Linked DNA regions of Homo sapiens: all the other regions are linked to region 6. The links are chromatin contacts, found by Hi-C or POLR2A ChIA-PET in ENCODE. All regions are on one chromosome and are shown on one strand. Each heading gives the region's core, a stretch centred on a gene start or an enhancer-like site at or near the end of the contact. The rest is flanking DNA. Distances are from core to core; before and after follow the strand shown.

Region 1 (3,429 bases), core at 256-2,755, 5.2 Mb before region 6:
CTCGGGAGGCTGAGACAGGAGGATTGCTTGAGCCCAAGAGGTCAAGACTGCAGTGAGCTGTGATCGAGCCACTGCACTACAGCCTGGGCCACAGAGCAAGATCCTGTCTCAAAAAATAAAATAAAATAAAATAAATTCTGCAACAAGTCACAATTCCTTGCTCAGAAATCTCTACAGGTGTGCTTCTTTGTTAAGAAATGGAGGAAACATGAATTTCATCCTGACTTCTGAGTCTTGTAGAGACCAGATCTGACTCCTGCAGCCTTCTGCCCACAGAGCTGGCAGGCGGGGGAATGTGCGCAGAGTGAGGAGGAGCTGATCTGACATTCCGAACAGTGGAGACTGCTGCCTATTTGGCCGCACCACTGTCCTTCTGCATGGAAAAGTCACAGTAAATAATGGACTCTCTACCTGTGAGTCGATTTTACTGAGCTGCCTTTTTAAATATATGTGTAGAAAGGGCGATCTCTGTGTGTCATTTGCACATGTACATACACATGTACACACGTGCACACGTGGTCACTCATGTACACATGTGTGTGCACCAGTGCACCAGACCAGATGCACCCACCCAATTCCACGCTCCTCAGCCCCTTGCTTTCCTCTGCAGACAGCCAGTTCAGCTACAGTTATGCCAGATTGCCTGCACTCTGATCTTTACCATCACCAGACTCTCAGCTTGAGCTCATGCCTGAGAAATCCACTTTCTGGGAGGAAGGCAGAAGAAACTGCCAAGGCAGGACTGAAGACTTGACCTCCACCTGTAGTGGGGTCAGGTCACCAGAGGCTGGCTGACTCCCCAGGATTTCTCAGCAGAGTATTACACAAATACCCCTTCCTTAAAGATTAGCAACCACTTAAAGACACAAAGTGTGCAGGACTGTACCCATGGCCGAGAGCGGCGGGATTAAGAGGGCAACTGAGTTGTTCTTCCCATCCCTCCTCCTCTGTGCTGAGTCACCTTCTGCTTGGAATTCTGACAGGGACCCGTTGGGCTTCTGGAAGGGAGGGACAGCAGAGGATCCACCCTCTGTGTGTCCTGGGGGAGATTACTTATCTCTGGCCTCCCTGAAGCAGGGCCTGGGCTTCTGGAATCTTTGAGGCTGACACCCTGCCAGCCCTGGGGATGAGAGGGAATGGCCGTGTCTGTCTGCAGAGCCTGAGGAGGAGCTGAGCACAGCCTCCAGAGTTCTCTTCAGTTGATCGCTTAGGTGGACAAAGGCCACAGAAATGGATTTAAACTCCTCAGCCCTTTCTTTGCATGTTTGTTCTCATTTGAAGTCAGAAGTGATATGTCCTACACCTCAAGAACGTGTGAAATGCACATACAATAACCCCATTTCAGGAAGCCAAGTCCAGCTTAACAGTCAAAACATTTCCTTCAGTCTTTAGTCCTTCACTTTGCCGAACTCCCTTTTACACCGGCAGCAACAGTTTAACCTGTTGCTTCTGTAAGAGTGTGCTACTGGGAAAACCACATCTAAAACACGTGTGCAGTTACATCAGCTAGAGCACATGCTAAACAGTTGATCAAAGGCTCTTGCCTTGTGGCCCACGCTGCAGACACTCTGACGACTGCCGAGCTCCGCAGCCCCATGTCGTCCCTTCCGCACTGCCTGCTGTGCCTCTCCTCTCCATGTGGCAGGGAACACAGCCAGTCATCACCATGTGGCTCTGCCCGGCGCTGCCCCAGCATGTCCTGACAGGGCCTAGATATGGAAAGGTGGCTCTCCATGCACACACCCCAAGCCCCTCCTGCCCGCCGTGTGACCCACACTCTTATGGGCAGCCCAGTTATTTTGTAGCATTTCCCTTCCTTATCATTTTGGCCCAGTGATCCAGCACAAATCTCCCTTATTAGAATAAAATTTGGAATGACAAAATTAAATTTCATTTTTCACTTATATTGAGGACCTCACACTCTTCACCCCTGCCACGATCCCTGACAAGAGCCTTCCTATCTAATCATTGTTCCTCCAGCCCTCTTAGTTTTCTTCAGCCTTTCTTGATTGCCTGAATGTCCCTTTCCCTTCTCCTTTTAAAGCATGAACCAAGCTTTCTTACCCCGTTCTCATTATCATTTTTGCATTTTCTTCTTTGCATATGATTCTCCTTAAATTATAAAACTTGGGGGTAATTTCTAGAGGTGCCATCATAGTGCTTCTGTCTACTCAGTGTCTTTAGAATCAGCAAATATCATTTTTACAAAAAAGTAGTATTTCTTCCAAAAAAGAGTAAGCAAGAAGGTTACAACACTGGGAAAATATCCCTAAGCCTGTTCTTCAACCTGTTGAATGTTTTCCCCTAAATTGTTATATGGAGATCCTGGACCCGGAAGTTGGCTGACATGAAACAGGCCTAGCAGGGCAGCTGAGGAAATGCTCCAACCTCAGGATCCAGGAAGATTGCACATGGCACCAAAACAATCATTTAAAAGCTAATCCTGGCCAGGCACAGTGGCTCACGCCTGTAATCCCAGCACTTTGGGAGGCCGAGGTGGGCTGATCACAAGGTCAAGAGATCGAGACCATCCTGACCAACATGGTGAAACCCCATCTCTACCAAAAGTACAAATATTAGCTGGGCATGGTGGTGCGCGCCTGTAGTCCCAGCTACCCGGGAGGCTGAGGCAGGAGAATCACTTGAACCCGGGAGGAGGAGGTTGCAGTGAGCCAAGATCATGCCACTGCACTCCAGCCTGGTGACAGAGCAAGACTCCATCTCAAAAAAGAAAAAAAAAGCTAATCCCATAAAAGAACCATCATTTTGAACCTGCTGTTTCCTTTCTTGTACTCTTTAGAAGTACCCATTTCTCCCTTTCTAAGCCATAGGTGTATTAATTGGAGCTTTTTCTATCTTAATTAGTTCACTGTGAACAATTAAAATTGTGTTAATAAAACAAAAACAAAAATAGGACTGGTGCCTAGTTGTACTACATGAAGAGAGAAAGGGCCAGACATTGGTTTTTCCTAATCTTCTGTCAAGTTCTCCAAATCATCTGCTCTGGAAGGTAGCTCCAACAGCTGGGATTTGAAGTAAAGCATAGTGACTTTGGCCATCACTGACATGTCCCATTTGAAGCAACCAAAACTGTCCCTCGACCTGACACTCATCCCTGAAACACCATGAGGGTAAGTGAGGCGCTTCGGAAGGTCCACTCAACCCCATTGCCAGATAGAGTAAGTGTCTGCCAGGGGCATTTGGAGCTGAAGGGAAGACTGTACAGACTCACGGTTTGCAGGCACTGAAGGCGTTTTCCTGCCTTCTTTTTCACCTTCAGTGGACTTGCAAAGCACTAGCCCTATTGTTTTTCCCATCTGGGAAACATGGTGAATGTTGGTTGGTTGTAGCTAATCCTATGGGTCTTGAGGTCTTTGTTGACAAGAAGGTAGATGTTATCTTTATCTGCGTGTGGCTTTCTACTAAAAC
Region 2 (3,451 bases), core at 576-3,075, 5.2 Mb before region 6:
GTGCAAAGTTATACTGATTGGTGAGTCACTCCCAGAATAAACAAATAATGGTTTCACACCTCATTGCTTCATTCAGTGTGGAAGGAACATTCTAGGTTTGTGTGTAAGTTTGGGGAGAAGGAGACAGAGCCAGAGGGCAGAGCAGCCCTGCAGCCCTCAGTTGGCCTCCATTTTCTTCCCGGTCTGAAGAAAATGAAACAAAGGATTTAAAGTGTTGCTTGAAGAATTTAAGTTAGACTTAAAGGAGAGATGTGGTCTTTACTCTCCTTTTGGCAAGGAGAGTTTAGTCATCAGAATGGTCTATTTAGTGAGACTGTAGCTTGTTCTTCTGAAGTGGTCTTTTTAAAAACTAGAGAACTCTCACCTCTCTGAAGTGGTTGTGTATGAAACTGTTTAAAGCCGAGGATGCACTCAGTGACCTCTTCAGGCAACCCCAGATTTACTCAGTCAGCCATGGCACACATGCTAGAGAAGTAAAAAAATGAATTGAGACTTGTTCTGAAAACTCTTGAGCAGGGGCTCTTAAAAGTTTTTTGTTTAGGAATTATGTCAGGGTTGGGGTCTGGAGAGCAGATAAGTGTTTTGTGTGAGAAAAGTAAAAACTTAGTTATTTTCTTCCCGTATTCAGTAATCCTTGCATTTTTTTCCTCCTCCTTTATACATACATTTTTGCCAGTTACTGACTTCTCTCTTGTACACATTTCCGTGTCCTAAATTAACCAAGAGTCCTCAGCCACTAGGATTCTATTGACAAGCCCACAGGTCTGGAGGTGTGAGTAAGGGCATTCCTCCCCCATGAAATCAGGCAGCAGGGGAGGCGTTTGGGTGGGTGGAACAGAGGAGCAAAAGACCAGAGGACAGAGAAGAAAGATTGCAGGCTAGAAAACGGGATGGCCACCCCTGAGAAAGAGGACAAGCAAATTTAGGGCTTAGAGTAGAATTGAAGAAAAAACCCAGGGCAGAGGCACAGGAATGCTGTAGGACTGAACTGGGACCATGATTGATGTAAGTGGAGATGGGTTGGTTGAATCCGTGGAAGGCCAAAGGATTGAGGCCCATATGGGCCTGGGACAGGGCTTACTAAATGACTTGCTACCTGGCTTGATAATCGGGACAACCTCAGGCAGTAGTTATTCAGGCGGGAGGACACATGAGTTTGAATATAGGGAGATAAGGTATATTTCTATATGCCCTGGTACATTCCAGAATGTGCTTCTCTGGCTCTGTGCACTGGAGCAGCCAACTCCTGAAGTTGGGAGGGGATCGCCATGGTTTCATGAGTGGTTTATTTCAGCTTGCATCTCACAGTGTGGTGTTCAGAGGCATAGGCTCTAGGCTCCCTGGCAGCACTGAGAGATAGAAACTGAATCAGCACAACTTAGGTCCTTCATGTTGAATAGTTTGAACAGAATTTGATTTACCCTAGCCTAATTGAAAAAAAAAAAAGTAGAAAAGAAATCTAGGTATTTTCCCTCTGGACTCCAGAACAAATGATTGAGTGTGTAAAAGCATAAATCTTTTTTATTCATTCAATTGAAGTAAAAATTTCTTTACTCAGCCATGAGTTCTAAGACTGCAGTGGGAATTGTAAGAGGATTACCATATTTTAAATTGGCTATTCTGGTGCCAAATCTCCCCTTCATTTTACAGTTTCAGGCAGAAGACCAGCACGGTAGTCGGGGGAGGGGGGTGGGTAGACAAATGGTGGTAACAGTCCTCTACACTCTGGGAGGGAAGGAGCGGTGCTGGGGACAGCTTTCACCATGGAAAGAAAGCAGCCGCTCTGGAGATTGGGCAGCAGGCTTTTGAGCACGGATGCGGAGCCTGCTTATCTAATCAGCAGCTAGAGGAAGTTGTTTTTATCTGCGAAATGCATCTCTTCTGAACCGATAAACCCCATTTTAGCTGGGGAGAAATATTATCTAGCAGCATCTGAGCATTAGCTGCAGCTGAACTCAAGCATGTTCAAATGTGAGAGAAGTCTCAAGCCGAGAACTGTTTGCCGAACTTCAAGTGGCTGGAGTACTGGTTTTCAAGTTTTCTTTTCTTTCTTCTTTGAGGAATAACTGAAAGCATATTATTTGGATTCTTGTTCACCTTGCTTTTTTAGTTCCTTTCCCCCTTCATAGTTGAATTATTGTTCAGTGGTCCATGGAGCAAATTTTGAAAATTCTATGTTATTCATCTTGCAATTTACTACCACTATCTTGGAATGCCTCGTGAAGACAGCAGGTATTGTCAGCATGAACATATCCAAACCCAGATGATCCCGGTTGGAAAGCCTCCCCTTTTTCAAATTTCCCAAACATGAAATATAGTATTACAAAATGATCTGCCCACCTCTAAGCTTTTCCATGTTTGATAAGAGAGGCCATCATGTAACAGGTTCATTGCTTCGCATTTCAAAGTAAATTTTAATTTACAGTCTTCCAGATTCGTTTTGGGTAGGATTTTTATGTCTGCTAATTTGTCAAATAGTTCAAAATGTTTAGGGATCATGATGTCTTCCACAGAACTTCATGACAGTTTTGATTTTAGATTAAAGTAAGTGACTTTTGTGCTATATCAGATAACATCTTGTACTAGGTTTTGGAATAGACCGGTGAGATCAGGCAGCAGAAGTTTAATAACTTTCCTTGGAAAACTGAAATTGATGTGTGTGTGTTTGTGTATATGTGCATGTGGTACATGTGTTGTGTGTGTGCAGGTGTCTGTATATATGTGGGGGGTATATGTGGTGTGTGATGTATGTATATGTATGTGTGTGGCATGTGTGTGTTTGTATCTATGTACATGTGGTATGTTTATGCATGTAGTTGTATGTTGTGTGTGTCATATGTTTGTGTGTGCATGTATGTGTGTGGTGTGTGTGTGTATGTGTAGTGTATATGTGTATGCTGTGTATATGTATATGGGGTGTGTATGTGTGTGGTGTGTGTATATGAATGGGATGTGTAGTGTATGTGTGTGCTGTGTATATGTGTATGGGATGTGTGGTGTGCATATGTAGTGTGTATATGTGTGTGAGATGTGTAGTGTGTGTGTGGTCTGTATATGTGTATGGGATGTGTGGTGTGCAGTGTGTATATGTGCATGGGATATGCGGTGTGTATGTATGGTGTGTTCATGTGATGTGTATATGTGTGTGGGATGCATGATGTGTGGTGGATATGTGTGTTTGGGATATGTGGTGTGTATGTGTGGGGTATGTGTGTGTATGGGATGTGTAATGTGTGGTGTGTGTGTGTGTATGGGATGTGTGGTGTATGGTGTATATATGTGTATAGGATATATGGTGTGTATGTGTGGTGTGTGTGCAAGTAATATGTATATGTGTGCAGGATATGTGGAGTGTGGTGTATATGTGTGTATTGGATGTGTGGTGTGTATGTGTAGTGTGTGTGGTGTGCATGTGTGCATGGGATGTGTGGTGTGTATGGGATATATGGTG
Region 3 (3,933 bases), core at 377-2,876, 5.2 Mb before region 6:
CTGGTGGGGCCTGATACCCACGTTTCGCATGGACCTTACGATGTGATGAATGGTTTTGGCATGAGTGTCTTAAGAATGCTTCCAGATTCGGGTTACAGGACAGCCAGCGCTGAGCTCCCTATTGCAGAACAAAGTAGGAATCTAGAACTTTCTTGCTAACAGGATCCAGCTAAAACACCAAGTTAGATTCTTAAATGATGTTCTTTTCTGTCATTATTTGATTGTTGTCAGTAGCAGTAATTGTTACCAAGCCATTGATGCTTCTATTCTTCCCTTTGCCCTTCTGAGACACAGCTCATTTTGACTTCAGTGGAACCCCTCGAAGGTGGGGTGATGAGCAAGGTGAATTTTCAAAGTAAAGCTACTAAGAGACCAAACTACAATTTAAGGAACCTGATTTTTGAATCAAATTCCATATACTGTGGGTATAGTTCAACATAGATTAATTTCTTATAGTTATTATGAAAAAAATCTCATCTTGATGATAGCTGATAATTTTGTGGGTGTCGTAAACAAAACAGAGGTCAGAATTCAGTCCCTTGGGGAAAATTTCCAATTAGTAGGAAACCAAGTGGCCTACCTTAGTTTGAAGACACCCATCAGGATGTCTGCACCTTTTCATCCTCTCTGGAGGAAAGACTAAATACCCATTATTGTATATAGGTCAGGCCAAAGCAGCCTTTTATATTGCAAGGAATAAGAGGTAAATAGATATATGTGCAACAATGAATCCCCTAATGTGTTTACTCTAGAACACATGTTCTTTCTGTATTTATATGTAGATTTTGTAGATCTTGTCTTACCACCTGCTAATGGTAGATACTGTATCTAAATAAGTTGAGGAAAATTTATAGTACCTAGGAATGTGTCCTCAGTGGGCCAATCAATCAATCATGACTTCAGGTTATTTTTAATAAATATACACGTATGGGTTCATAAACAATGGGATGTTCTTGTGAAGATCTAAATAATTTTACTTCTTTGGGACTAAATAAAATATAGCTTTTGCCAAATAAACTCACACAAGCACTTATTTTAATAGAAGTCAAATGGCTTTGCAGAAACTTCAGTTTTACAGGTGCATTGTTTGAAATGTTACGGGTATACAAGTGGATTTCTCTATTATGTACAGTGTTAAGTTTGAGTTTCAAAATGTCCACCTGAAATGATTTACTTGTACGTTAAGATAATTTAACTGCTAAGAAGGCAAGATAAAGCATTCTTTGTGACACCATATGGCCTTGCTGAGGGAAAAACTTACTGTTATAAGTTTGTGTTTATCTCTCTTTTTAAAAAAAAATGAAGAAAAAAACGTTTAAAATAATGGGAACACAGCAGTTCCTGGGGTCCTCTGTCTCTTTATCTTATTATAGTAAATTACCAAAAAAATAATGACCTGGGGCATGTCTGTGTGGACCCTTCTTTTAGAGGCAGTTTCTGTGTTTTGTAAAGCTGTAGGTTCTATTTTCATTGCACTTCATATTGCTGCACAGCTCCTGACCATGCATGAAGGTCCTCTGAAATCGGTAAGAGGGCAGAAGAAAATGATTCTAAACTTAGATTTTTTTAACTTAAGTGATGAAGTGTGAAACGCCATTTATATTTGAGGAAGCTACCTAGGAAGTGGCTCATGTCGATGGCCCAAATCAGAAGAGGGCCTGTAAAAGCTTCTATCAATTTTGACTGTGTATGCTTCTACCATGGCGGCTCAATAAACAGCAGTATTAGTTTAAGAGTGGATGGTACAGTAGTATAGACGGGAAGCCTCTCCTCTCCGTGTGAACCGTGCACCCCTATGAGAGGGTAGAGACAATACAATATGCCTGTAACGTCAGGACAGACAGTCATGGCCAGCTTGAACTCCAGCCCTGGGCTTCTTGCAGCAACAAACGTGAACACAGAGGACTGTCTCCAACTCCACTTTCTCTATTTTTAAAACAACTTTTTGAATACAGTATCTGCCATCTTTTCTTATACCTCACTTTGAAACAGGTGGCTCCACTGTGGCATTTAAAATGTTCTGTTTCTTTTCCCTCTGTATCAAATACCTCTTTACCAAGAAAACATTCAAACAGCATAGTTTTTAACTGTATTTTGAAAGGTTTCCTTAGTTCCCTTTGACCCTTCCTCTTTTGCATATCAGTTCCTGGCCATAAAAATAAAAAATGCTAGGACAGAATTGCACATCTGAGCTGATTTGCCCTCAAAAAGTTTCACAGTGGAACAAACCGCAGGAGGAGTTTTCTGTGGCTCAGTTAAATGTCGGGGGAGGGTGGTGTGAAAGCCAAATTGGATTCCTGCTTTCCTGTTTAAATCTTGTTTTTCATTGTTATTTGCACCAGCAATACTCTGTGGAATAATCATGAAAATGTGTAGATTGGCAGCTAATTTTTGAAAAATGAAAAGAATCAGAAATGAAATAAGAGTGCTCGGAAGTTTTTATGTTCTCTCAACCTGTTTTGTCAAATTGTTACGAAAACCTATAAGGTCTCTTTGACTAGATACAAAGACTTTGCACATTGCCTTAGCTTTCTCTTGAAGCATTTCCTTTTTTAAAATACAGTGTAATTCACAGTGATATGATAGATTTGCAAAAGTAAAATCTACCAGTCTGAAGATGAAAGGACTTGTCTCTTAGCAGGAATAATGGGTTTTATTAAAGAGGTCTGTGACCTAAGGCATTTTAAATAAATTACAGGCTTGGTCCCTGTCTCCCCCATGTATCTACTCCCTTCAATATAAGCATCATTGAGTATTTAAGGAAATAACCCCAAATGTAACTCTAGTGTAGCTTCACTTGTCAGGGAGGAAAAAGTAAATAGCATACATTTGGCCAAATAACCAGAACTTTACTGTAGAAGTTTTATGATGAAATTTGCCTTTAGTGCAGAGTATTACAAAGATCATGTTTAGTTTCTAGCAGTATATAAGTAGCATCCATCCTTATCTGTCATGCATTTGGAGTGTGCGACCCCTGCACTGGGCTGCAACATTCTGATGGGCAAGAGTGCTAGGGAGAAAGAGGCATCACCATCAGACTGCACGGGTTCAAGTGTCAGCTCTGTGGTTGATTAGCTGTGTGACCTGGGGAAAGCTATTTCTCTTAGCCTTGGTTCTCTCATCTATAAAATGGAGATAATGATGCAGATGCCTTGGGTTTAATTGGGAGAGTTAAAGACACATTTACATATTTAGCAAGTAGGTGTTGAATTCTAGCTCTACATTGGACACTATGCCAGGTGCTCAAATAAACAAGTGGACAAGACAGACAACACCCATGGTCTTATGAGGCTTAACCATTTGCCTCTTCAATGCCAGAAACTTAGTAGGTTGATTAGATAAAGCCAGTGAGTACCAGTATCCTTTTCTTTGCAGCCTTTTCCTGGCACACTAAAAATACTCAGTACATATGAAATATCACTGGACAAAGAATCCCCCTTAGAGTACCAGTGGAGAAGGAAGGCATTTGCTTAAAAGCAAACCAACAGAAAGACATTGTAAGGCAGTTGTTTAAGTCTCAGAGACCTATAATTTTTTTCTTTTTTCTTTTTTTTCATCTCGCTCTGTCGCCCAGGCTGGAGTGCAGTGGCACAATCTCAGCTCACTGCAAGCTCCACCTTCCGGGTTCATGCCATTCTTCTGCCTCAGCCTCCCAAGTAGCAGAGACTACAGGCGCCCGCCACCACACCTGGCTAATTTTTTGTATTTTTAGTGGAGACGGGGTTTCGCCGTGTTAGCCAGGATGGTCTTGATCTCCTGACCTCATGATCCGCCTGCCTCGGCCTCCCAAAGTGCTGGGATTACTGGCATGAGCCACCACGCCCGGCAACTACAATTGTTCTTAAAGCTTGTAGAATTACTGTGTGCTACCAACAGACAGGCTAATTTTGAGTGACCCTCAGTACTTTGTACAGTTAATTTGGCACGCTGTGT
Region 4 (3,593 bases), core at 138-2,637, 5.4 Mb before region 6:
GTTCAGGAACTCAAAATGTTAACGCAGTTTCTACTGCAGTTCCTAACTTATTATAACTTGAGACTAGTTTAGGAAATAGAAAGAATCCAAAATAGTCATTGGGTTCAACAAAAATTATTGAAGCTCAGTATAGCTAAACAATTATCTTTGTTTCTTCAACAAACATGAACTGTTGACCGGATCTGGGTAGTGTTCAGGAATTTTTTTAAAATGATGCAAATTCATCCGCACTTATAATCTGTGTCAAGCAGAAAGTTAAGGTAAGACTGAGATGAGAATCCTGCTTTTTCAGGCCTGGCACGGTGGCTCACACCTGTAGTCCTAGCACTTTGGGAAGCCGAGGCGGGTGGATCACCTGAGGTGAGGAGTTGGAGATCAGGCTGGCCAACATGGTGAAACCCCATCTCTACTAAAAAACACAAAAATTTGCCAGGCTTGGTGGTGAGCGCCTGTAATCCCAGCTACTAGGGAGGCTGAGGCAGGAGAATCGCTTGAGCCTGGGAGGTGAAGGTTGCAGTGAGCCAAGATCGCGCCACTGCACTCCAGCCTGGGTGACAGAGGCCCTGTCTCAAAAATGAAAAAAAAAAAGAATCCTGTTTTTCAAATCTGTTGTTTTTATCCTCTTCAGTATAAGATCCATATTCTTTGCAAGGGCTCGGTGAACAAGTTTGAAGATAAGCTCAGTCCCTTTTAGTAACCATTTTACAGTCCCATATAATTTCAGTGCTTTGCAGTCATGAGTCATCAGTACAAGGAACATAAAAATTGAATCATCTGTAATGGCAGATCTCTGTCCTTTCCCAAGGATATGGAAAGAGTGTTGGGGTACTTTTTCTTTTGTAACAGACTCTATTGTAGATTATATATACATATATATATATGTATATATATATATGTGCGTGTGTGTGTGTGTGTGTGTATATGTGTGTGTATATATATATATATATATATATATATATATATATATATATACATCTTACATATATGGGAGAGAGCCCTGAGATCTAACATATATGCATCTCACACTTGTATTTCCAAAGAATAAACAGGCTCAGCAAAGGTGAGGTGCAGGCCCAGCTAACAGAGCAGCACAGCCCATGCCTTCTGAACCCAAACCCAGCACTTGCAGTCACCATTTGCTTGTTTTTCCAAACTAGGCAGCTGCCTATGAGGTACCATCCTCCACTAAGTTATAATCTTTTATCTAAGGACGTTACAAGGTTTCATATTTACTGTGCTTTTTGACCTCAATGATTGCTCTGAGGAAGCATTTGCAAATAAAGAGGAATTGTCCAACATGGACCCCCAGGCAGCCCCTGGCACATGTCTCCCATGGAAAAGGGGGCTTCCCTGTCAGTCGCTGGACTGTGTTGCAGCTTAACAAAATTTTACCACAACCCAGGTTAAAGAATAACTCTATGAATAGTAGTTCCTTAGATCAGCCCAATACTTCTGCCTTTTCAGACTACTTTCACACACTCCCTCATTTGTTTTTCAAATAGTGTGATGAGGCCAGAAATGAAGGTGCAAGTTCTATCCCCATTTTGCAGATGAGGAGGCTGAGGCCAGAGGAAATGGCATAAAGAGCCAAGATCACTCATTTCATGAGTGGTAAAAAGTCCAGAGAACTGGCCTCTTAATCCCCAGGGCAAGCTCTTGCCTTAACTCACATTAAACGTGGCTTCTGCCTTTGGCAAATAATGGGTTCTTGGAGCTTTGAGTTATACTGTTTCTACATTCCCTCCTAAATGGAAGAATTGAAGATCCCAAGAACACAGGAGGAAAGAATATACCCACCAGATGAAGAGAATAATCAATAAACCTGCAATTCCTAAAAAATATCTTGTGGCCACGACATCTTATGATATTCAGAAAAATGCAATCCAGTGATCAAAGTCATTGCAAAATGATTCCAGTTTTATTTGCATTTGTCATTGAACAATAAAATCAGACAAACCCCAACTCACAATGGACTCCTGTCTTTTCCCCTCCAGCCACATCTGCCTCACAGTTCTCTGCAGTCCTTCCCTTCTCTCAGCCCTCTGGGCTGACCCTCCTTAAAGTCCAAGCCTGGAATTTACTACTCTTCCTCCGTCTCCCACTTTCTGCTCCCCTTGCCCACCCTAACTTCCATCCATGACCTGCTGCTCCTCTCACATGGGTCTGCACCTGCTGCATGCTGGGCACTGTGCCAGGCCTTTACTTGCATCACATCGCCCCCAGCACCCTCCAAGGGAGTGCAGCTACCCTGACTGATGGCCAATTATAGGTGAGGATGCCTGAGAAAACTTCAGTTGAGGTCTAAGTTCACACAGCTGGTCAGGGCAGCCCTGGAATTAAATGTGTCTGTCTCACACCCCCCTCCCTTATGTCGCATCCATGGTCTTTGTTCACTTGGGATCTTTAAACATTTAAATGTGCATTTTTTAAATTAAAAGTATTAGTGTGAAAGCTGTTGGGAGCTAAGTCAGCTTGATGTCTGCCTAGAACTGTAGCTGATATAGAATGGCTCTAAATAAAAGACTATCACATTGATTTGAACCTGCACTTACACCCCACCCTGTATAATTGCAGCCCACTGTGAGCTAATGAGGCTCTCCTGGCTGGGCTGGGAGTAATGCCAATGGTCCTTCCTATTCAGTTCAGTTGCACTGAGGTCCAGTTCTACCACTTGCCAGCTTGGTTGGTGCTGGCCATGATACTTAGACTTTCTCTGTGTCAGTTTCTCCATCTATAAAATGGACATGATCATAGGACCTATGACACAAGATTGTTGTGAGAATTAAACAGTCAATTTACATCAAGCATTTAAAAGGGTGCCTGGAATATAGAACATACTCAATGACTATTAGTCATGTTTACAGTGTAGAGTGAGAATTTCTATGCATGCCTAAATTTTATGCACATATACAATACATATATTCTACGTATAACATGGTTTTCTCCACATTTTTCCTCTCATATTTAACTTATATACCATCTGTGCTCCCTTCTTCTGAGTTACTAAACTTCTTGATTTTCTTAAATTACTTAATTTCTATTTTATCATGTTTGGTTGAGAACCAATTCATTGTAGACTTGGGCAATAATATATTCAAATTTATCAATTAGTGAACAAAATCCTGGCTTATTTGGAACTAGGGAGTACAAAATAAGGTATTTAAAGGACTAGAAGCTGTGGAGCAAAGGCAAAAATGAAGACTTCTTATTTTTAAGTGGGTCTCTGCGTCTCTCTACTTTCCTCAAATGGGGAGTGGAATTCTTTGAACATGCGACTAACCTGGAAATCCATTTCCCGGCTTGTATGTTTCAGTATCTTTAATAGCTTTGTTCCCTCCAGCTGAAAAATAATATCTCCTATCAGCAGCAGTCTAAAGTGTTCCCCAGAGAGTATTCTCCTCTTAATATAAGGTCGCTGTGTTGCACTTAAGATGGCAAAATTCCCCTTGTTATGGCCATATGTGCCAGGGTTAAATGGAGTAGATTTAGAAGCAGTGTGGGTGAGGACTTTCGTTTTCAAATATTTGGCAATTTATTATGCAACTGAATTCATTCCCAAGACTGAGCAGCTAATCAGTCTAATCTTCCATGAA
Region 5 (3,432 bases), core at 122-2,621, 5.8 Mb before region 6:
AAAAAAAAAAAAAAAGGAAAAATGAGAGTGAGAACTGAAACAGCAGAAGGGCTCAAATCATCCTGTACATAGAAATCCTCCATCCAGGCCAGGCGCGGTGGCTCACCAGCATTTTGGGAGACCGAGGCAGGAGGATCACGAGGTCCGGAGATCGAGACCATCATGTCCAACATGGTGAAACCCCGTCTCACTAAAAATACAAAAACAAAATTAGCTGGGGGTGATGGCGGACGACTGTAGTCCCAGCTACTCAGGAGGCTGAGGCGGCAGAAAGGCATGAACCCGGGAATCGAGCTTGCAGTAAGTGGAGATCGCGCCACTGCGCTCCAGGCTAGGCCACAGAGCGAGACTCCGTCTGAAAAAAAAAAAAAAGAGAGAGAGAGAGAGAAAGAAATCCTCCATCCAGCCCTGTTGGTTGTGTATGTGTTGGAGGGGGTGGAGGGGCAGCCTTCTCAGGCTTTCAAGGAGGGCTCCCTAGCACCTCAGCTAAGATTTGTTTGTCTATACTATTAAAAGATAGACATAACTGTGTCCCAAACCAGCCTCCCCAGTTCCCACCAGCCAGAGCGCCTGACCTTGCAGGGAAGCTTATCTGTTTACCGTCCGAGCACTTTCAGGGATTCTAAAATGCCGTGAGTGGGAACCACTGCCATGGGCCATTTCCATGAAAATTCAATTTCGGGGATTAATTTGAACAGGTACTATTGACGTTTTCTCGTTTACACAAGATCAAAGAGTAAAAACAACCGGGCCTCTGCTTAACAGTTGAGGATTCTAGCAAAGTTAGGAAACAGGTTTCTATTTGTAGTAGAAGAGAGAGCAGGCAGAAAGAGGAAGATGGGAGCGGGGAGAGATTGGCAGAGATTCAGAAAGTTCGCGCTTGAGATTTTTACGTTTCTTACTCGTAAACGTCTATTTCTCTGGGTTTCTGAATGCAAAGACGAGAAAGTCTCAACAGTCTGCTAAACTAACACGGCCTTCGAATCCCAATCTGAACACAGTAGCTGAAACAAGCTGTCCACAAAGAGGAAAGCCAGAGGGGGCCAATTAGGAAGGAAGAAATTAAAGAAAAGAGAAAAGCCAAGATGAAAGGTCCAGCGCAAAGTGAATGACTCGACTGGAGAATGGCAGCCCTGGCAGGGTCTGCGGCCGGCTGCGGAGGTGGGGACGCGGCCGCGCGGACGAGTGACAGGTTGGTCCGGCGCAGCAAAGGGAGCGGGTGCGGCGGTAGGGCCTCTCCGGGGGCAGCGCGAGGGCCTCCCCCGGGGCAGCGCGGGCCAAGGCGGGGCCTCCAGAGCGGGGGCAGCAGAGGAGGGAGCGGAACGGGAGCCGGGCGGAGGCGGCTGCGGCAGGGGGAGGCGGGAGGCGGGCGCGCTAGCTCCCATGCTGGCCTCGGTGCCACTCGCGCGCCGGCCGCGCTCCGGGCTTCTCTTTTCCCTCCGACGCGCCACGGCTGCCCAGACATTCCGGCTGCCGGGTCTGGAGAGCTCCCCGAACCCCTCCGCGGAGAGGAGCGAGGCGGCGCCAGGGTGGCCCCCGGGGCGCGCTTGGTCTCGGAGAAGCGGGGACGAGGCCGGAGGATGAGCGACTGAGGGCGACGCGGGCACTGACGCGAGTTGGGGCCGCGACTACCGGCAGCTGACAGCGCGATGAGCGACTCCCCAGAGACGCCCTAGCCCGGTGTGCGCGCCAGGCGGAGCGCGCAGGTGGGGCTGGGCTGTTAGTGGTCCGCCCCACGCGGGTCGCCGGCCGGCCCAGGATGGGCGCTGGCAACCCGGGCCCGCGCCCGCCGCTGCTACCCCTGCGCCCGCTGCGAGCCCGGCGTCCGGCCCGCGCCCTGCGCTCATGTATGTAGGTTTGGCGCCGGTCTTCAGGGCTGAGGGTGCATGCTGGGTGTCCCCGCGCGGCCGGACGCGCTCCAGCTGGGTTCAGCCGCTCAGCTGCTCCGGAGGAACCCCCTCCCCCGCCCAAGTTTGTGAATATGGGCGCTTCGCCCAGTGTTGAGGTCGGCAGGGACCGGGCAGGGGGTCAGCAGGGCCGGGCACGTCCGGAGCCCTCAGGGAGGAGGGCTGAGGGGGAGGGGACAGACGCACCGGAGTGCGCAGAGTGGGGGCGTTCGGGGAGTGAGGCGGAGAGAGGCTGGATTGCCGGTGTCCTGCGGCGTCTCGGGCTCTCCCAGCCCCTTTGGGCGGCAGAAACTTTGGAATCCAGAAAGGCTGGCCGGGATCCAGCGAGTAGGAGGGTCTCGCGCCCACTCTGCGCCCTGGGGCCCCAGCCTCCCGCACTGCACACCTTGGTGCTGCCCGGGCGCTTCTGCTCCGCAGCCAGGACACTACAAGACTGAGCGCTGCGGCCGGCGACCTGGCTCCCAAGGCTCGGAGGGGCGGGCCGGCAGAGGAGCTGAAGCCCCGGGAATCCCCGACCCGGCCCTCTGGCAAGGGGCCGAGGGCATCCTTTCATGCAGCGGGGCTTAGAGAGCGGGGAGGGGGCGTCTGCTCCCGAGACGGGAGTCTTTTAAGAAGTTGTTAGAAATGAATCGTGGAGTCCTAGGAGAAGCTTTGTTTAACCTCCCCGCATTTTCCCAGCACAACCCCCTAAAGCAAATGAGGAAGAGTTTCCCTCTTATCTTCCTGTACATTCGTCCGTCTCTAACTCCACTGCTGAATTCTCCATTTAATAACCTTCGGGAAATGTGGCCAGGACCTAGGGAGGGACACCCTGGGTGCCTGAATTACGTGGTTCAAGGCAGAGCTTTGCAGGGGGGCGCGGGCCTGGCTCGCTGCGTTCCCTGGGCTCCGCAAGCCGCCCTTGGCCATCTCCAACACTAATCACGACTACATCAGAAACACGCCGGCCGGTGTCGTTCTTGGATTTCGCTTCCAATGTATCGCTCCACAGTTTGTGATGTCTAAGAACCCCGGCCGTGCACCGACGCTGGGCATGCTGCCCCCGCCCCCGTCGCCCAGCTCGTTAATCTAGAGCTATGCCGGAGCCCGGGTGGGGGCCGCGGCGGGCCGGGGCGCGCGCGGGCCGCGGGGCTCAGTTGTGCTGCTGTTCTCTCCGCAGGGACGGCGGCTCCCGGCTGGCGGCGGCGCGCCCCCGGGCTGTGAATGCGACTCGCCCCTCGGCCGCGCTCCCCGCCCGCCCGCCCGCCGGGACGTGGTAGGGGATGCCCAGCTCCACTGCGATGGCAGTTGGCGCGCTCTCCAGTTCCCTCCTGGTCACCTGCTGCCTGATGGTGGCTCTGTGCAGTCCGAGCATCCCGCTGGAGAAGCTGGCCCAGGCACCAGAGCAGCCGGGCCAGGAGAAGCGTGAGCACGCCTCTCGGGACGGCCCGGGGCGGGTGAACGAGCTCGGGCGCCCGGCGAGGGACGAGGGCGGCAGCGGCCGGGACTGGAAGAGCAAGAGCGGCCGTGGGCTCGCCGGCCGTGA
Region 6 (3,701 bases), core at 72-2,571:
TATGTGCCAGGAAGGTGATTTTGATGCCAGTTCTGTCTCTCTCCTGAACCCAATCAACTCAATCATTTCTGTTTAACACAAACTCACATGAGTGCCTCCTAAAAGCTGGTTCAGTCAGCTGCCTCCAGGTCAGACCAGTGAGGATGGAGGCCGGTCACTCAGTGTTGTCTGTGGGTGCATGCAAGGGGCAGTGTGGTGCTCTTGAAAGGCAGTGCCCAAGGACAGCAGCAGAAATGCCCCTGCCTTCCCCACTCAGGAAGGGCATCACTGTCCACCCACAAGCAGCTTCCAGAGCCATCACTTATAAATATTTCTTCTCTCATTTAGATTTCCCTGTGCCAAGAAAAAAAAACAAAAACAAAAAAACACCTGCCTGCTCTGAGTCAGCCTCAGAGATGACCGTGGTTGACTGTGCTGTCTGCCATCTGCTTTTAACCACGAAAGAGGAAGCAGCTATGTGGGACACCACATCAGGGAACCTTCCGGACCTAGGGTCTCACTGCCTGGAAACTCCCCTGAGCCTCAGCTTCTTCAGATGGAAGGGACTCTGCTAACTCAAAGAACCCCTCATACTACCCACCAAAGGAAAGTCCCCATCAGGGAGACTAGCAAGGGAGGCTGAATGTAGAACAGCACTCAGGTTAATCCTAAATCCCTACCTGGCTTTCCCTCCTCAGTCATCAACATAGTGATGGGGTGAACTTCGATGATGTTGTCTGGGGACTGACCTTCATATCCTCTGATCCTCCCAGTCTTTTCTTCTTACCTTTTCTCGTACCCAGTGTGTGGTGGGTGGGTAGGGAGGTAGATGAGTGAAAACACCCACAGGAAGGAGGATGGCAAAACTCAGATCCAAAAGCAACAACTCTGCCTCAGTGTTGTAAATAAGCAACAGCTTTTCCACCCAAAACAACTCATTTGTGCAAGGTCACCAGCAAACTGTACAGCTGTCTCCCAGCCCTGTCAGCTATAATTTCTAATAGCTGTCACTGTGTCCTGGCTTGTTAAAATCCGTGAAGGAAATCATTTCATGTAGCTTTTTTTTTTTTTTTACGAGATGGAGAGAGAAAAGAATGGTAGCAGAGTAAAACAGCAAGTGCAAGCAGATGACAGAAATTTCTACAGACACTTAATAGACAGACATTCCTTAGGCCTAGTTCAAATATCTAAATTCCATCTGGGGACTTGGCTGTCAAAAGATAATCATCTCTTGCTTCATTTCTCATATAATTTCCTAAACCCTCGGGTCTCAGCTAGTGCAAGGTCCTGTCATGGTCACCTGTGGCTTGGGCCAATTCTCACTTCCCCTGAAGGGCAGCTGCGTGTAGGGAGCGGGGGCTGCCCAAAGTTTCACTCTGACTGGAGGTAAACTTAACATCATTTCTGCATTAGTCATTTAGAGCCCTGGGCTCAGTACTTTCCCCCAACTGGGTTTCTGCTTTTGAGCTCGCTCTGCAATTTCCCCAATTCTGACTCAATTCTCTCTGGGCCCAGGGAGCTGTCAACAGCCACTCCTCCCCACCCATTTCTCCAGCTGTAGCCCTCTTGCAGGTGTCCTGCCCACAAAAGAACACCAGCATACAACGCCATGCAGGGCCCACTCTGAGCTGGGGACCTTCTGCCAGTTGCCACCTGGGATCTCTGCCAGGTGCCCAGAAGAACCTCACACCAGACATCCCTACAGCTGAGCGCTGCTCCCACCCAGTGCTCTGGACTTTGGGGAAAGTACCACCGCCCACTAGCTCACCCCAGCCACATGCTGTCCCCAGTGCCTCCTGTCTTCCCACTCCATCCACGTGGTCAAGCCTTGTCTCTTCCCAGGACATTCCTGCCACACCACAAAGGAGGCTGGCATCAAAAGCCAGGGGGTGAGCTTGCTGATGGGAGAAGAGGAGAACAGGAAGACACAGTTGAAGAGTGGTAGAGCCTGCAGCACCTGCCCCAAGACCACTGCCACATCCAAGTCTGGCCGCATGGCCTCTAGTGCCAGGGCCTGGCTGGGGGACTCCTGACACTGCACCTGCCCCTAAACCTCTCAGCAGCCTTGACAAAGCTCAGGGGGCTACGCAGGGCTCTGTCATAGAGAATAGGAAAGGAGGGCACACAGCACACCAACTCCTGCTAGAAAATCTCCAGGGGCTCCCCATTCACTGTGGGTTTCTCTTTGCTTCCCCTTGAGGTCATAATTTTCTTTCTTCTGAATGCAATTTTATCTTCAGTGGGCTTCATTACACAAACAAGCAAAAAGAGTGGGGCTGACTGATCAGGGCAAAGCTCAGTGAGCTCAGAGGGCACTGGGGCAGGCTCCCCCTGGAAACCCTGCTGCCTCACTGAGGGTGAAGTACAGACCCCAGGGAGTGTCCTTCTGGCCTGGCCGCCCCCACATGCCATTGGCTCTTCCTGTCTCTGCCGCTCCTCCCAGTCCCCCGCCCCGCAGCCATTTCCATCCATGCACCTCTAGAGAACCCTAGGTCTATTCACTTCCATCTGGAAAACACTTCTTCAGAGTTTCCACCAACGGAGCCTCAGCCTCAGTGTCACTTGGATGAAAATTTTCGAGACTTCCAGAAGGTGAGTTGTTAGTTTTCCCCCTTGGGGCTCTGATTAAATTTAACTCTCAGCACTTCAGCTTACAAGGAATCTTCCCTTCCGTGAACTTATTTGGTCCTAATGAGACCATGGGAAGGAGTGGGCTGCCCTCAACCAGCAGACATGCTCAGCACTGTGTCTGCCATCCCAGGATGCAGTTGGGGCACTGTCCCTCTGTGCAGAGGCTGGGCAGGCAGACATCAACTTACCGCAGGTCTGAGACTATCTCCAAAGACAGTGTTCTTTCCTTGATGACGACCGACTCTTTCCTACACCTGACCCACACTCTGTGCCAAGCAAGGATCATGCACTCAGGGCCCTGGCTCCTCCTGCAGGGTTGGGTCTTCAGGAGCTCCTGAGGAGTAAGGGCCCTGCCTCGGCCACCCTGTTGGCCCCAGTGCCTGACCCAGGCCAAGCGTTCAGGAAACCTTTGGTGGAAACGCTCACATATCCACTTCCTTCTCTGCCTGCTCAAAAGTTGTACTTGGATTTGACTATACACCCTGAAGTATGGAGACTGGCCCTGACTGCCAGGATACATAGGCTGATTAAAACTCAAGCAAGGCCGGGCGTGGTGGCTCACGCCTGTAATCCCAGCACTTCGGGAGGCCAAGGCAGGCAGATCACCTGAGGTCAGGAGTCTAAGACCAACCTGGCCAACATGGTGAAACCCCGTCTCTACTAAAAATACAAAAATTAGCCCGGTGTGGTGGCGGGCGCCTGTAGTCCCAGCTACTCGGGAGGTTGAGGCAGGGGAATTGCTTGAACCCTGGAGGCAGAGGTTGCAGTGAGCCGAGATTGCACCACTGCTCTGCAGCCTGGGTGAGAGTGACACTCTGTCTCAAACAAAAAAACAAACTCAGGCAAGATTTACCACCATGAGGATAGAGAACTTAGGAGCACAATATGCTGATGGGGACAAAGAGAACTTCATTGTGTCTCTCAAAACATTTTCCAAGAGGAAGACGGGAGAGAATGAGGGCAGAGCACATGGCACGTGGCAGGACTGAACAATGACACTGATATAAAAACAACTCGTGTTCACACCAAGGAGCACTGGCCCAGGCACGGAGCGTGACCACAGGGGCGGCGTGCTGATCCTGGCTCAGGCA
Region 7 (3,804 bases), core at 935-3,434, 5.3 Mb before region 6:
CAGGGAGCATGAAATATAAAGGAGTGAAGATGGTGGAGGGTATAAAGAAAAACCTCTGTTGAGAGTTGAGGGATGGAAGATAACATACACAGAAGCTTAGAAACTGATTGAGGCCTTGACTCTGAGCTTCCTTGGCTTGTCTAAGTCAGGACAAAATAGGAAAACTCCAGTTTGCACAATTCACAGTCTGGTCACAGTGGATCTTGCTGCTTTTCAGGAAAAATCACATTCCTTGGCCCCGTGCTTTAGAAAGGTATATATGCATAGGATGCAAAATTATCAATAACATCCCTGGTTTTTTTAAAAAAATGGCCACAATAACAATTATTCCATGTGGCTGTTTCTTTCAACAATCCTTAGTGGAAAATCTAAGTCTGAAAAGCTTTGTGGCGTCGTCTTGAGAGGCAGAGAATTGGGTCCAGGTATGTACATTTCTGGAGGTCTGGCTTAGTCCTGGGATAAAGATTGGATAATCTTGATGAAAAGGCCATCACTACAGCCTAGGGTGTCCTGGGTAAGTGGCATCTCTGAAGGTGGTGGGTCTCGCCTAGCAGACAGGCACTGTACCTGCAGCCTGAGGGAGAGGCTCTTGCTCTGTTCAGAGAGGGTGTTATGTTAAGAGGGTCACAGAGCTGGGCTTGTGCTGGAGCACAGGGCAGGAGGGGTAGGGGGCAGGGCTGTACTGCCTTTACTGGTCTTCACCTCCTCCCTTCTGGTGGGCTCCACCAACTCTTCTTCCTGCCCCAAGTGTGTGGTCTGCATCACCCAACACTTGTGACTTTCCTGTCATTCTTTGCCCCTGTGCAATGCTACTTTGCTCTTGAGAGTCTCGGCTTTTTGCCGGGAAAGATCATCACAGCTCATCTTCCTGGAGAAACCAGAGACTATTGCCTCCCACCCTGACTTCCCAGTATGTCAGCTTGGATAAGTGCTTCAGAGGGGGTGAATGACACTTTACACTTTGAAATCAGGAGTGTCTGTTCTCAGGCTGACCCAGAGCCGCAAGGCCACCTGTGGCACCCCTTCTCCATGCCCAGGTGACTCTTCTGAGCTGTCTCTACCCCAGGCACTTCTGCAGTCCTGCCCCTCCACCTTCATTGCCTTGGCTTGTCCTAATTAAAATTTGTAATTTAAAAAAAAAAGAAAAATCAAAAGCTGGTAATCGCGAGCCTTCCTTGTAAAAAACACAGCTTATTTCTATCATTAGCAACCTGTGCTGCAACAGAGCCCCTGACACGTGCATTTCAGGAGCAATTAGGAATCGCTGGCTGCATTTACATAACATTAAAATCACTGTCTACATATGCAAAATAAAATGAATCTCTTCCCATTGCTCCCACAGGCACTGGCCTGAGATAGATTTCTATCTGTTTTTGCATTTTAGCCACATGGATTTATTTGATCTGCCCATTATTTGCTTTCCTGGTAACGGGAGGTTTCCCTCCACTCTAACTGCCTGGCCAGGAGCAGCAGGCTGGGCACACCCGCGCCAAACCACTCGGGAAGAGGGGGTGAGGCGGGGCCGCGGCCTATCTCATCTCCCCTCCCCAGCATGCCTTGCAGCTGCAGGAAGCCACCCACCCATATTTCAGAAACCACAGGCTCCTGTGGGTTCCGAGAGCCTCTGTCCTGGGTGTGCTTTGAAACATGCACACAGTTTAATGTCTTGTTAGTCACCTTCTTTTACATTGCTCAACTGGAACTGGGAAGGAGCACCAATTACTGTGAACCATGCATGGTTTGATCTTCAGTCTTCCCCTTCCCTCAAGAGCAGCCATTCTGGTAGCAATGCCCCACTGCTGCATGATAGAGTTCTAGCTCAGCTGGTGTGTAGAAAGGAGGAGGCTGTTTCTTGTTATGAACACCTTCCCACCACACAACAACGAGCTCTAAGCAAAACCAAGATGTTTTTAGCTGCCACCTGTCATATCAGAACCCAGGATGCTTCACTATGGAATGAGGAAGAAAAGCCCACCTAGTTGGAACCACGATTGAGAGTTGCTTCTCCCCTACTCCTGTGCCCCTGCAGTCTCTCTTTCCATCCAGAGCCCCTCTTCCCTCTCTCACCTGCCTACTCCCTTATTTTAGACTCAGCCCAGGGCCTGAAATGCACACTTTCCCCTCGAGCTTCTTCAGGACTTTCCTCTGGCTCCCGAGGCCCCTGCATTTCACTGCTGTAGCTTGTGGTCTGAGCCCCTGGGGGACAGAGCAATGTCTATCCCCCATCCCTGGAGCTCAGCAAAGAGTCTGGCTGCAGGAGGCACTCAGAAGATGCTCCTCAGCTTGAAGTCAAGAAGACTCTGGTTTGCCTAGCTGAGGCCTACCTGGTTGCAGAACAGTTAAAGAAGGAATATGCTAGATCAGAGGTAGCCAGCCAAGGCCAGCAGTAGACTCTGCAGCTGACACCTTTAGGCCTGCCTGAGGCTGCAGTGAGCACCTCAGCTGACCACATTCAGCCTTCCTGACTGCAAGACTGGAGAGGCCAGCATGCCTTTGCAGCTGCAACTCCAGAGCCAATCAATCAATTGCCCAGGGTAGGAACCCCTCCCAAGGCAGTGCCCTCCAGTTTATGAGGCCTCTGCACTCTGTGACTTCTCCATCCTCACAATGCCCTGTTACATGGGCAGTGATTAGCCACAATGCACAGATGAGGAAACTGAGGTTCAGAGAGGTTACACCACTTTTTCAAGATCACATAACTCATAAAGACCAAACATATGAACCTACAAATGTTGATAAATCCAAGTCACTGTGTTTTTGGTTGTTTTCTTTTCCCTAGCCACCCACTAAGCCTGGTGACAGGAGCAGCTTCATGGGCCTGCGAGCAGTGCAGTCTCTCAGGGTTTTACAGTTAATGCTCTGTGGTTGCAGTCTTGAAACTGTGAATAAATTTACCTTGAATTTGTGTTTTGTCCGTAAAGTCTGACGAAGCAATGGAGCATGCATTGGGGACTCGGAGACTCTGCTCATGTGGGGCTCCCTTCCAGGTGCCTCCCCCTCCCAGGGATGGGTTCTCAGCTACCTGCCCAAGCAACCCCCAGCAACCACTGCCATCTGCTGGGAGGGGACCTGAGCCTGTGCATGGGAATGGTTGGGCCTACACAGTTGTGAACAGGGCCCTGGGTACCTGTGAGTGTCTGCAATCTCCCCATGAGTATTCCTGTGTCCAAGGGATGTGACATTAAATAGCAAGTAAAAAACACCATGACAAGAGAGAGACCCAGAAAGAAGGAAGAAATGTTTTTCCTGCCATTTGAGCAAGGGACCCCCTAATTTCAGTTTGCACTGGGCCCTACAAATTATGTAGCAGCCCTGTCTGGCAGAGGTGTGCCAGGTAACCCTATGTGTCCACTACCTTGCAAGATGGATGGTGGGCAATTGGCCCTTCCAGTGCCCCATAGGGCCTAGTATCTTAGATTGTAGTTATTCTTAAGGAATAGGATGAAAGGAGGAACAGCAGCAAAATGCCACCTTCATGACGTGCTCCAGAGACTGACCTCCTTCCACCTCTCTCTCAAAATTCATGCTCTGCTAAGCCAAGGGCCTCATTGGCCAACAAGTTGAGTTCAGGCCACCTCCTGCTCAAAGGAGAGGATAAAAAGTATTGTTGAATATCTAAGAGCTATATTTTTAACACTTGTGTCTAAAACAAGGTCGCAATTTTGCATCTGCAATAATTTATGCCTGGAAATAAGGAAGTGAAATTCCCACCTACTGGAAAGACAGTTAGGAGGGCTGTTCCATGGGGCAAGTGTGGTTTAGAGCTGTGCAAACACACATAGCAGGTGCAGGGAGACTCAGGAG

Evidence for each region. Hi-C counts contacts between places; a loop is a spot of excess contacts on that map. ChIA-PET counts read pairs that join two places held with the same protein, here RNA polymerase II (POLR2A). Pooled maps may share reads with other maps.
Region 1: a pooled map shows a loop between it and region 6 (2.4-fold over the local background). The contact joins two enhancer-like sites. A Hi-C loop is called at or near these places in 3 of 37 single-sample maps with no recorded cell type and 7 of 50 pooled maps. POLR2A ChIA-PET finds 5 or more read pairs at or near these places in 1 of 52 experiments (CD8-positive, alpha-beta memory T cell).
Region 2: a loop to region 6 is called in a map with no recorded cell type, with 6 times the contacts of the local background. The contact joins two enhancer-like sites. A Hi-C loop is called at or near these places in 6 of 37 single-sample maps with no recorded cell type and 5 of 50 pooled maps. POLR2A ChIA-PET finds 5 or more read pairs at or near these places in 2 of 52 experiments (activated B cell and common myeloid progenitor, CD34-positive).
Region 3: a loop to region 6 is called in a map of B cell, with 6 times the contacts of the local background. The contact joins two enhancer-like sites. A Hi-C loop is called at or near these places in 1 of 168 maps with a recorded cell type or tissue (B cell) and 1 of 50 pooled maps. POLR2A ChIA-PET finds 5 or more read pairs at or near these places in 1 of 52 experiments (activated B cell).
Region 4: a loop to region 6 is called in a map with no recorded cell type, with 8 times the contacts of the local background. The contact joins two enhancer-like sites. A Hi-C loop is called at or near these places in 3 of 37 single-sample maps with no recorded cell type and 4 of 50 pooled maps.
Region 5: a loop to region 6 is called in a pooled map, with 13 times the contacts of the local background. The contact joins the promoter of VWC2 here to the enhancer-like site in region 6. A Hi-C loop is called at or near these places in 3 of 37 single-sample maps with no recorded cell type and 2 of 50 pooled maps.
Region 7: a map with no recorded cell type shows a loop between it and region 6 (7-fold over the local background). The contact joins two enhancer-like sites. A Hi-C loop is called at or near these places in 9 of 37 single-sample maps with no recorded cell type and 9 of 50 pooled maps.

What each region holds. Positions count from the first base shown.
Region 1 is chr7:50,359,151-50,362,579 of GRCh38, forward strand. The region is part of intron 3 of IKZF1 (IKAROS family zinc finger 1); the gene reads left to right. Among named protein-coding and RNA genes, the nearest start is that of IKZF1, 56 kb to the left of the region's middle. RefSeq lists enhancers at 1,101-1,620, 1,621-2,138. Within about 2 kb of position 1,506, at least 5 of the 41 ENCODE cell types and tissues checked have a DNase peak (open chromatin) inside an H3K27ac peak, as active enhancers do.
Region 2 is chr7:50,331,651-50,335,101 of GRCh38, forward strand. The region is part of intron 3 of IKZF1 (IKAROS family zinc finger 1); the gene reads left to right. Among named protein-coding and RNA genes, the nearest start is that of IKZF1, 29 kb to the left of the region's middle. Within about 2 kb of position 1,826, at least 7 of the 41 ENCODE cell types and tissues checked have a DNase peak (open chromatin) inside an H3K27ac peak, as active enhancers do.
Region 3 is chr7:50,310,582-50,314,514 of GRCh38, forward strand. The region is part of intron 1 of IKZF1 (IKAROS family zinc finger 1); the gene reads left to right. Among named protein-coding and RNA genes, the nearest start is that of IKZF1, 7.8 kb to the left of the region's middle. RefSeq lists enhancers at 1,553-1,702, 3,919-3,933. Within about 2 kb of position 1,627, at least 5 of the 41 ENCODE cell types and tissues checked have a DNase peak (open chromatin) inside an H3K27ac peak, as active enhancers do; they include B cell, where a contact is called at or near this core.
Region 4 is chr7:50,144,689-50,148,281 of GRCh38, forward strand. The region is part of intron 7 of SPMIP7 (sperm microtubule inner protein 7); the gene reads left to right. Among named protein-coding and RNA genes, the nearest start is that of SPMIP7, 51 kb to the left of the region's middle. RefSeq lists a silencer at 1,099-1,148. Within about 2 kb of position 1,388, at least 3 of the 41 ENCODE cell types and tissues checked have a DNase peak (open chromatin) inside an H3K27ac peak, as active enhancers do.
Region 5 is chr7:49,772,267-49,775,698 of GRCh38, forward strand. VWC2 (von Willebrand factor C domain containing 2) reads left to right here and starts at 1,372. Exons shown (of 4, transcript NM_198570.5): 1 at 1,372-1,847; 2 at 3,067-3,432. The coding sequence starts at 3,170.
Region 6 is chr7:55,533,095-55,536,795 of GRCh38, forward strand. The region is part of intron 1 of VOPP1 (VOPP1 WW domain binding protein); the gene reads right to left. Among named protein-coding and RNA genes, the nearest start is that of VOPP1, 38 kb to the right of the region's middle. RefSeq lists enhancers at 503-622, 693-762, 1,103-1,162, 1,203-1,812, 1,833-1,992 and 2 more. Within about 2 kb of position 1,322, at least 21 of the 41 ENCODE cell types and tissues checked have a DNase peak (open chromatin) inside an H3K27ac peak, as active enhancers do; they include B cell, where a contact is called at or near this core.
Region 7 is chr7:50,265,452-50,269,255 of GRCh38, forward strand. No RefSeq gene overlaps it. Among named protein-coding and RNA genes, the nearest start is that of IKZF1, 37 kb to the right of the region's middle. RefSeq lists an enhancer at 1,616-1,715. Within about 2 kb of position 2,185, at least 8 of the 41 ENCODE cell types and tissues checked have a DNase peak (open chromatin) inside an H3K27ac peak, as active enhancers do.